Regions from separate parts of the Homo sapiens genome. Here region 2 is linked to region 1. A link is a loop called in an ENCODE intact Hi-C map of the cell type or tissue named here. Cell type or tissue: HepG2. All regions are shown on one strand. Each heading gives the region's core, and the rest is flanking DNA. Links, peaks and the distances in the headings are about the cores only. Region 1 has its middle 4.2 kb from the start of IGF2BP3. Region 2 overlaps IGF2BP3 (insulin like growth factor 2 mRNA binding protein 3).

Region 1 (5,385 bases), core at 264-5,263:
TTAGGCATGAATTTCAGGACAAATTTTTTATAGTGTAGATTGTGAGAAAGATGATTAAGTTTTGTTTTTCTCTACTTTATCTTATGCGCTCAGATTCTTTATGAACTTCAGCTGAGATTTTTGAACTAGAACCAAAAAACAAAAACCCCTTACTTAGCCTGCTGTTTCCCTCTTTAAAGCTAGGATCATCATGCTAGAGAGCAGCTTAGGACCAAAATGTAAACTAAAATAAAGAAGGAATGAATTTTAATCAGTCCAAATGGAAATGGTTATGATCTATTATCATCTTGCAAGTAAGGAATTGTAAAATTGATTCTGCCTTAGTACATCTAAAAATTAACTTTACATTTATAGATAGCATGAGGCATTCATCAATTTACCTTAAAGACTGCCTAGAAAGAGTTAATGTGTATGTAAATATATGTCATGAGATCTGCTGTTTTATTAAAGAATCTTTAATTCCTGAGATTTTTGGAATTAGTTTCTGGAATAGAAATGGTCAAGAAAACAAAGGGTCCAAATATGAACACAGCAACCTAGCATGTGTCTTTTAAATGTAGGTGTTAGAGAGTGCTGAAAACTAGCCATAACCTCAGCATGTGCTTTGTTTTCAGATTATTTTAGTGGGGAGAGTGGGTTCTTACTGTTCTTTCCAGTAGGATTTCATGCATGGATTACTTTCCCATTTTACACCATTAGTTAATACATTCTCTCTCTACCCTCTTCCTTCCACACTGAGCAAGGAAACCTGCAGGATAAATGAGTTGCAACCAAGAAACAAGATTAAATACCCTAATCTTTCCAGTTTCCCCAGACCCCTCCCCCTATTACCCCTATTAAACAAATGCCTACCCTCTGTTTTCTATGGCTGGTCTGCAAATACATATGTACACACTAATCACCAAAGAGTCTTTATTGAAGGTCTCATCCTTCCCACCCCCTCTCCAGAAGAATGAGTATTTTAAAGTTTTCACCTAAGTGAAGTAGTATTAATACAGGATATAATTCCAATAAAAGTACTCATGCTTATCTACTACTTTAACAACTATGCATGTTTACCAGATAAAAATTCCAATTCCTGACTTAGTAGTTGAAAATTTAAAAAATGAGTTTCTCTCAAACAGAACAGTTTTTTGTTTGTTTTTTTAAAATATTGATTGTATAAATCTTTGATTTTGAGAAAACATTAAAAAATATACCAGGTTTTAGAGTCTTGGCTTGTCTAAATGATTAATTTTGACTTTTTTTTTACAATCACAATTTTCTCTAATAAATTCCTCAATAGTTTTCTACTGTATCATTTCCAAAATATAAAAATAATTGAATATATAAATTGCAACCTAGAATCATTTCACAAATAATCATATCTTCACAATTTAAATTTCTTAGGTGATAAAGGATTATTTAAATTATTAACTCTATAATCTTTAGCATACTACAAATTCAGTCCTTAAGTTTTAATTAATTTACTCAACTCAAACCATTTCTAAGTTATTCTAATGTTTCTGATGAATAATTTTACATGACAAGTTCAAAAATACTATCAACCACATTAGTGAAATGTAGTTGAAATATACAAATGTAAATAAAATATGTTTAATGATTACTTCTACTTTAAAGTAGTTTTTCTTTACTAACCAATTCAGTTGTTAAAATTTGTTTTAAAATTTTGGTACATGGCAATTTATGTTACTTTAGTTTTTAGAGACTAACACAGAACTAATAATTTTTTCAAAAGCACTCAGAAGAAGATGTAACATCACAAGATGTAACATCACTAAGAGTAAACAACACAGAGAAAATCTTTGAACTCCCTGATTTAAACCAATTCTCTCAAAGTTTTAAATATTTACTGAATTATCATTTTACCGTTTTTAACCAAACAGAGTATTTTGTCAAGACAAAAAATGAACAATTATCTGCAAACAAATTAACTTATATTGTTAACTGGTACATTTCCTTTTCTCCAGATAATGAAAGGTTGGTAAAGTCTGTTATAAAATTAGATATACCAAACAAATTTATACTTCCTTCCTTTTTTGTCACGGCCAGAGTTCTGATCTGTATTTTTGATGAAACCAACAGCAATTTATTTATATAATTACAAACTCACCAAAGACACCAGTACCTAGAATACACCACTGTGGCTGTTTGCCTTCTCAGTTAATCAAATTAAATATTATTATTTCGTTTGTTTTGTGCTTTTCCAAGTCAAATTCATATTTATTTTTTCTCACCGTCTCCACCAAACGTCAGTGAAATTAGAACATTTCAGCTACAGAAATCGTTAATCCTTGAAGGTCGGTCTCAGCTTCATTGGTCTTAGGGCAGCTTCAACGAAAACGTGGTCTCAGCATAGTTGATTTTACCCGGAATTTTTCGTTTGCTTTTTTTGGAGGGGTTGTTTGATTTTGCTTAAAACAACCCTGTGGACCACAAAGGGGTTTAGGAAGGGAGCGGGCAGGGCGAGTCGATTTCTCTAGAAGCCCAGAAAAGTTCTGGTACCTGAGAACATGGTTGGTTGTAGTTGTTTTAAGTAAAAAAGGACGCATCAACTCTAAGATGTTGGAAATGGGCAGGGAAACGAAGATGTGACTCCAGCTGCTGAGCATGGCGCAAATCCAGAACCTCCGGGCGCTGGACGCTGGGGGAAGGGAAGGGACCGTGCGGGCACCATGCGGTCAGCCAAGGGGCGGGCTCCACCCACGGACGCAGAACTGCTTTCCACCCTTCCTCAGCGTTACCTCCCTCTTTCTTCCTTGGGGGTTGGGGCTGGGGGCGAGCTGTTAAAGGGCAGGAAAAACGAGAGCGAGCAGAGGGGAACACAGTCCCACCCCTCAACCTCAACAAAACCAACGAGGGAGCAAAGGGTTATTTTCGCGCCACAAAAGATGGAAATCCAGGGGCGGCTCCGGGGCCAATGAATGAAAACCAGCAAACCGCTCTGGCGGAGGCGGCCGACGGCGATAGGTTCCCCCCGTCAGCCAATCGGAAGCGAGGAGAGGCCCCCGCCCGCAGCAGGGGCGGTGTCTCTCTCGACGCCGGTTGCTCAACTTGGACTCGGCAAGCCGGCCCCGGGGAGCGCGGGAGCCCCGCCTTGGAGCCGCTTTTGCGCGCCAGTCTCGCGGCCCGCCCCGCAGACCCGCAGGGTTCGGCGAGGGATTCTCCCCCGTGGGTACCAAGCATCCCTGGGCCCTATGGAACCCCTCGTGCACACACGCAACTGAGACCAGAGGTGCGGGAGGGTCGCCAAACACACGCTGCCCGGTGCGTCCCCGCGCTGGCCGGCGGACTCAGGTGGGGTGGCGCGGCGACGGCCCGGCCACACGCTCCGCGCATACGGACGCAGCCCCAGGAGGAGCCAGAAGCCCGCGGTCCCGCGGCAGGGCCCCGGGGAAGGGCGGTCCAGTGGTCCAGGCCCTCCGAGGCGAGCCGGCGGCCGACGAAAGACCCTCCCCACTGTGAGCCGTGAGGATCCCGCCCTCTTTCTCGGGGCAGAGCCAGAGGAAAAAGGAAACAACCCCATCTTCTCTCCCGGGGCACCATTTTTATTTATTTTAAACAATAAAATATAGGCAGGCAGCTTCCAAGGAGGGCAGATCCAGGTTATCACTTATTAACGCCTCTAGTTTAAACAGATCAGAGTCCAGGAGGGCCGTTCAAAAGCGCAAGAGCCTGTTAAAGCACCTCCGAGGAGGCCCAGGCGACACGCCGGGCATTGTGTGCCCACCCGCGTGAGGGGTTTCGGCTTGAGACTCCAGGCTGGTCCCAAGCCGGGCGTGAGGAGGGGTGGCAGCCCCCCATCTGCCCACTCAGCCTTTGCCCCTGACGTGTGGGTACAGCAACGGTAACTGGCCTTCTAAACATAGCTATTCTTTAATATTACACTGACCCACAAGAAACATTTGTACAGTCCTCAGTTCAGCAGATAAGGAGGAGATGCAGCTGTCCAAAGAGTAAACAGACTGCAATTGGAAAGACTCAGCCGCATCCCAGAGCACATAAAATGGTGGGAGTTCTTTCTTCGTGGAGTTCACATTAATTAGGAGCTACAACTGCTTCAGGAAGAAGCTGAAGTAGCCTATAACCAGTTGATTTGTGTGAGAGTCATTAAAAAAAAAAAACTGGAACTTAAATTGATTTTATATTCATTCTTGAAAATTCACCAAAGGTATCTTTGTACTTGAAGTGCTAGTGCAAGACAACTACCTAAGATCTTTTGACTCAACCCTTAAATGCTTGGAAGACTGGAAGTGGAGTGGACTGTATCCACCTCTCTCTTTGATGTCTGAGCTTGTATTACTCATGTATGTTTTTAAGGTCCTAGATGGACTATCCAGTTTGTTACAATAATACACAGATTAGGTTAACAGGAGTCCCAGGAACATATTTCATCAAAACACACACTTGTTTTAAATTCCAGCTGTTAGATTTGTTTGATAGTGCCAGACAAGCATGGACTAGTATTTATGGAAAATAAACAATTTATTCCATGCTTTAGAAGTAGATATTTCCTTAGGTCTCAGTTTTAATAAGAGCAAATACAGTCAACCCAGAAGCCATAGTTGAATTGATTTTGGAAGCAAGCTGAACACACACAATTTGTTTTTATGAAAAATTACTAAAAGTGTTAAATGATCAACAGGTTGTAAAATTTACAGTGGTATTGAGAAGTGCAAATATTACCAAATGAATGAATGTAGAACATTTCTCCAAATGGCTTTTGTTCTACAACAGGTACATTTAAAATAAATCCATAATTTTTGATATTTACATTTTGCATACCACAGAGGCCAAAAGAAAGAATACATTTCTTCTTTAGAACTAAAGTTATTTTTAAAAAAAGAAAAAAATGCTTTTAAAAAGTTCAACCTAACCATAAACTTAAAGAAAAATTTTACCAAAACGTTCTTTCAAGGCTGAGCTCTTAATTCAGTTACAAATACTGTAACAGAAAAACACGTCTGTCCCCCTATTTTATAAAGTAACAACATTTTATTAAATTAAACGTGAATGAAATTATTGTGAAAGTGTGTTTACGTTTAAAATGTTGGATTCGCTTGGCAGGAAAGAAAAACCTGTAAGAAAGAACAGTTGCATTTAAAATGGATGATCTGACACCTTCCGGTTCCTTAACACAAAATTACAAAGTAAGTTCCCTTTAAAAGACAAAATGTAAATACTCTTTATATCATGCAACAATTCCCATGTTTAAGTCTACCATTCATCTTTTAAATGAAAAATACACATTTTAAAATGCTAACAACGGTTTTGACAGAGAAGCAAGGCTGTATCAATTACCGAAGATGTTTCCAGTGTAAATCATAATATTTCCTCTATTCAGGATACCTTTTTTCTACCAGTAAGAGTACCAAGTCATTAAAG
Region 2 (5,385 bases), core at 233-5,232, 120 kb after region 1:
AGGAGGGACTATGAAAGAAAAGACTGAGAAGAAGATGGAAATGTGTATAAGGTAAATGGAACTTTATTTGTAAAATCAATAACACTCACATGGTTCAAAATATAAAAGATTTGAAGATGCACATAGTACAAATCTTCCTCCCAGTATTATTCCCTAACTACCTTATCTCTTGGGAGATAACCATGTGGAAAACAAATGCTACATGTATGTATTCCTCCTTTTACACAAATGATACCATAACATTTGAATGTTTTGTGTATATAAATATATTTTTTATAGTTACATAGTATTTGATTGTACAGATATGGCATGACTTTGATTAATCGCAGTTTGGATATTTAGGTTGTTTCCAGTCTCTTGCAGTTATGAACAATATTGTAGTGAATCTGTTTTTGCATGTCGTGTGTATGTAAGCATGTATCCACATGATAAATTCCCAGAAGTAGAACTGCACTTTAAATTGTGTTGTAGAGCTGGAGCTAGTTTAAATTTCCATCAGCATTGTGGGGGAGTCTTTCTCCAATTCTCCCTAACACAGGACTTTATCAAACTTTGCCAATCTAGTATGTGAAAGTGATATCTTGTGTTTTTCACTTCTCCCATAAGTGAGACTGGAGGCTTTTAATATGTTTAAACACATTCTGTATTTCTTCTGTTGGTATCCTTTGTTCATGTAAAATTTTTTGGCAATTTATATAAGGTCTCGGACATTATAGAAATTGTGGTATGAGTCATAAAACAAATTTATTTTTCTTTCTCTTCTTTTTTTGACTAATTTTGTTCTTTAGTTGTATCATGTAAGAAGACCAGGAAAATTTTACCTTTTATACCCTCAGTAGAACTGGGGATAAAAGTGAGGGCAGGGAGAAAGCAGAGGCTCCATATTGTTTTAATTTTTATTTATTTTGAGGCTGGGTTATGAGACTGGCAGTCTTTTTTTTTGTATTTTTTTTGTAGACATGGGGTTTCACCATGTTGCCCAGGCTGGTCTTGAACTCGTGGGCTCAAGCGATCTGCCCATCTCAGCCTCCCAAAATGCTGGGATTACAGGCATGAGCCGCTGCACCCGGCCATGTTTTACTTTACAAAGATTTATACTGAATACTTGGTAGAGCCAAGTCCCTGTTGGAAAATATAGGATGATGTGATAAACCCAAGGATATTTGGAGATTGTCAGAGACCTGTTGTTGTGGCCTTATTTGAAAACTTAAATTAGCTAAAGGGAAACAAAATGCTTATTTAATAGTTAATTAGTTGAATGGGAGAACATAAGTTGGAGACATAAGCTATGTAGATTTGAAGAGGCATAAGATGAACTTTGGTAGGGATAAAGTAATTGACATTTTAGCCTTCCTCCTTTAAAAACAAAAAAACAAAGCATTAAGACTGCAAGCACAGGAAAGGTAGACTGGCTAGTCAAGGCAGAATTATTGCTGAAAAGAATCCTAACCACGACAGCAAACTGAATGTAGACACACTGGTGTTCTCAAAATTCTTTAGCGTAGTTGTTAAGAGATTGGTAGGCTTCTGTTGATCCCAAGGAGGAAGGAAAAGGCTGTTAAGAATTGTATAATTTAGTAATTAGGTAACTTAAATAAATTAGGCATTTTGATTAGGGAAGTAGTCTTCATGTCCTTTGTTCTAATATTCAGTCAGTTAACATTTATTAAATACTAAATACTGACCAAAAGTTGCCAATAAGAATATTTGGAGAGGGACTACCTAATTTTAGTTCCTCCCTGTCAAGCGGCCTTATAAGAGTATTGTTCTCACTCCCTCTGCAAGAATTCAAAGATTGAGAAAATTAGAAAGCAATGAGGTATTTTTAAAAGTTAATCTAAGGAGTGGAAAACTCAGTTTTGTGTTACAGTGGTAAAAAAATTATCAGTTTTCTAATAAGCTTTTAAAAGGGATATGGAATATGTTTTCATTCTGTGAGGAGAATTAATTTTATTTGAGAGGCATTGGGTGTAGCAGAGAAAGCGTAAACACCAAAGTCAGGTAGCCCTGACTTAGTAACCTTGACTTCTGAGCTTTGGTTTTCTCAGCTACAAAGTGAAGATTAAAGAGAAACAAATATTTGTGCATATATGCATGTATTTATAGTTTAACCCACTGGTTCTGGGCTGCTTGGAGCAGTTTGAAGTGGCTTGAGCCTGGACTTCCAATGAACCCCATAGGCCTGCTCCATGGGTTCCAAACATGACAGCCTGCTGCCTAAACCAACCTGGTGTCATTTCTCCATGTTTCTCGGTAGCCACCCAAAGCTCAATCTTTAGGTGAAAGGGCTATGCTGGTAATTCTCAGTTTTCTCTTTGTAACATCTGTTGTTTGGAAGGCTATGTGACCTTGATGTACTTGTGAAAGTATGAGTGAGCTTGGAGGTTAAGAGTTCAATTCCAGAGCCCAGTTGCATGGAACAGACTGTGTGCCACCACTTTTCTAGCTGACTTTGGTCAAGTTAATCTGTTATGGTTCAGCCCCATTTCTAAAATGGGAATAACTGTAGTCTTTAGCTAATGAGGCTACTGAGAAAAACTAAGATAATGCCTCCAAAACATGTTTCATAATACCTGTAAGGTAGAGCTCAAAAGTTAGCAGCTATTATGTATTTTTCCAACATGTTTGATTGCTGCTTCTGCTCCCCTGTTATTGTTTGGTATACTTCATTTCCAGTGATGGCTGGTCACTGATGCTGAGGAGCCAGGCAGCTAGTTTTAACGTGGTTGTAGCTGCCTCTGTTAGTTAAAGCTCTATGAATGTCACTTAAGAAGAGTCCTCAAATACGGCTGTATCTTTAAGACAGAACTTAACGTGGAAATTCCTGCCACCTTGTGGCTAAAATAAATCAAAGGTTAATAGTACACATATTTTAGAAAATATTAATACATGTGTTCATTTTAGGCTTAAGTCTTGAATTATTAAAATAAAAATTTGACAAGTTTAAATTTCATTTCATTAGTTTCATTAAAAATGGAAGTATGTGTTTAGTGAATGCACCTTTTCTTGTTCCTCAGAGCGAGAGAGGCTCACCTATTTCCTTCCCTCTTCCAGAGATGTTGAGATAAGCCAGTCAAGGACAGACATTACTCATGAGAGGATTTGTCATGTGTGACAAAGAAATAACCCCCTAGAAAATGTGTAGACATTGAGTTCTTATACTTTCTTTTGTTTGGGGTTATCCTGATGTTTATTTTTGTTAGGGAATAGGAATGTTTATTCATACTTTGAAACTTCAATCATTCTGAGGCAGGAGAATTGCTTGAACCTGGGAGGTGGAGGTTGCAGTGAGCCAAGATTGCGCCATTGCACTCCAGCCTGGGCAACAAGAGCAAAACTCCGTCTCAAAAAAAAAAAAAAGAAAGAAACTATCATTGCAGTTCCTTTGTATCATTGTGAAGATCTGTATAAGGTAAATATGGTTATGTTTAGAAGTGTTTGAAGCAACTTGGCCAGTGGCTAAAGGTAAGAAAATTCCCATTTAAACTTTAACAATTATGTAAATAAAAGATTTATTTTGGAAAAAGAAATAAAGCAGTGAGACAAAGGGATTTTTTGCCATTCAGGGATAACCACTGTTAAATTTGCCATAGAGTTTTGTAGACTTTGTCCCATGCATTATAACTTTCAGAATTACAAAGATCATTCTGCAGAGTTTTGTGGGTTTTTCATTCAGTGTATTTATACTGATTCTAATCTCTGCATAGTGTTGGATCCTCACCACAGTTTCCTATCCCGTCTTCTGTTGTGTGTCATCTAGGGTATTTGCCCATACCGTTTTGTTTTGTTTTGTTTTTAGAACCAATTTAGTCATGAAGCCTTACATTTGGGCTTCATCCATATTTATTGCATTACGGTACATCCTTAAAATCATATTACCCAGGCTTTCAATAATGATTGCCAAATTGTCAACCTCTTATTCTTGATACAAGGAGATAATTGAATTTATGACTTTTCAATAATGGGTTAAACCTCATTTTGTGAGGACCCTGTATTATATACAGGGTGATATCTGGGAATAAAAAAGAAGAGATTTTTAGACATGGAATTTTATTTATTTTAGTATTATTTTTTGAGACAGGTTCTCATTCTGTTGCCCAGGCAGACTTGGGAGTGCAGTGGCACAATCATGGCTTAATGTAGCCTCAACCTCCTGGGCTCAACCAGTCCTCCCACCTCAGCCTCCCAAGTAGCTGGGACTACAGGCATGTGCCACTACACCCAGCTAATTTTTTTTTTTTTGTAGAGGCAGGGTCTCACTGTGTTGCCGAGGCTGATCTCAAACTGCGGGGCTCAAGTGATCCTCCCTCCTTGGCCTCCCAGAGTGCTAGAATTAGAGGTGTGAGCTCCTGCACCCAGCCAGGCATGAAATTTTAGAGCTGAAAGGGACCATGAATCTAATCTTTTAGTTTTATAGGGAGATGGCTAATGCCAAAAAGGAAAATGACCTTTGGAGGATAACGTGGTTATTTAATGTTCAAGCTGGACTAGAATTCTGGTCTCTAGTCCGTATTCTTTTTCCACTATTCAGATCTGTATGTGTGGACTCCTGGGTACGTTTAACTTGTCTGGGTCTCATTTCTTCTCCTTTTTTCTTTCTCTTTCCCCCTCTTCCTCAAGTTGAACTATTTATTGTCTCTATTGAGGCCCATTCAGCTCTAAATTGTGATCTACCCCAATGAACAATTTTTTTTTTTTTTTTTGGAGACAAAGTCTCATTTCATCACCTAGGCTGGGGTGCAGTGGGGCAATCTTGGCTCACTGCAACCTCCGCCTCCCAGATTCAAGCAATTCTCATGCCTCAGCCTTCCAAGTAGCTGGAATTATAGGCTCACGCCACCATGCCTGGCTAATTTTTGTACTTTTAGTAGAGACAGAGTTTTGTCATATTGTCCAAGCTGGTCTTGAACTCCTGACCTCAAGTGATCCACCCATCTTGGTCTCCCGAAGTGTTGGGATTACAGGCATGAGCCACTGCACCTGGCCCCAGTAAACTTCTTATCAATACATTTAAATTCTACCAACTGGCAAAATTACTCATCATCTTCTCAGCGACCCTTAAAATAGCACCAAGAGCAAAGAGTTAAGTAATGATGACAGGATCCTGGTCTGGCGCTGTGGCTCACACTTGTAATCCAAGCACTTTGGGAGGCTGAGGCAGGTAGATCACTTGAGGTCAGGAGTTCGAGACCAGCCTGACCAACATGGTGAAACCCCGTCTCTAGTTAAAAGAAAAAAAAATACAAAATTAGCTGGGTGTGGTGGTACACGCCTGTAATCCCAGCTACTTGGGAGGAGGAAGGAGAATTGCTCAAACCAAGGAGGTGGAGGTTGCAGCAGTGAGCCGAGATCGCGTCATTGCGCTCCAGCCTGGGCAAAAAAGTG

What was found. Hi-C counts contacts between places; a loop is a spot of excess contacts. Peaks named below come from ENCODE experiments on the same cell type or tissue, not always from the same donor. Only the 100,000 strongest peaks of a DNase experiment are listed, where the experiment ranks them.
Region 2: it touches region 1 in a loop (6-fold over the local background); 25 of 110 quality-filtered maps call a loop at or near these places.

What each region holds. Positions count from the first base shown.
Region 1 is chr7:23,472,023-23,477,407 of GRCh38, reverse strand. No RefSeq gene overlaps it. Among named protein-coding and RNA genes, the nearest start is that of IGF2BP3, 4.2 kb to the right of the region's middle. RefSeq lists enhancers at 2,785-2,834, 3,665-3,934 and a silencer at 3,315-3,494. In HepG2, for the core only: no CTCF peak of the experiment used is centred there; DNase peaks (open chromatin) are centred at 2,877 and 3,637; H3K4me3 peaks cover 4,764 bases.
Region 2 is chr7:23,355,252-23,360,636 of GRCh38, reverse strand. All of the region lies in intron 5 of IGF2BP3 (insulin like growth factor 2 mRNA binding protein 3), which reads left to right. Among named protein-coding and RNA genes, the nearest start is that of SNORD65C, 39 kb to the left of the region's middle. RefSeq lists a silencer at 1,913-2,207. In HepG2, for the core only: a CTCF peak has its summit at 2,802 (motif pointing left); DNase peaks (open chromatin) are centred at 2,226, 3,136 and 3,476; H3K4me3 peaks cover 408 bases.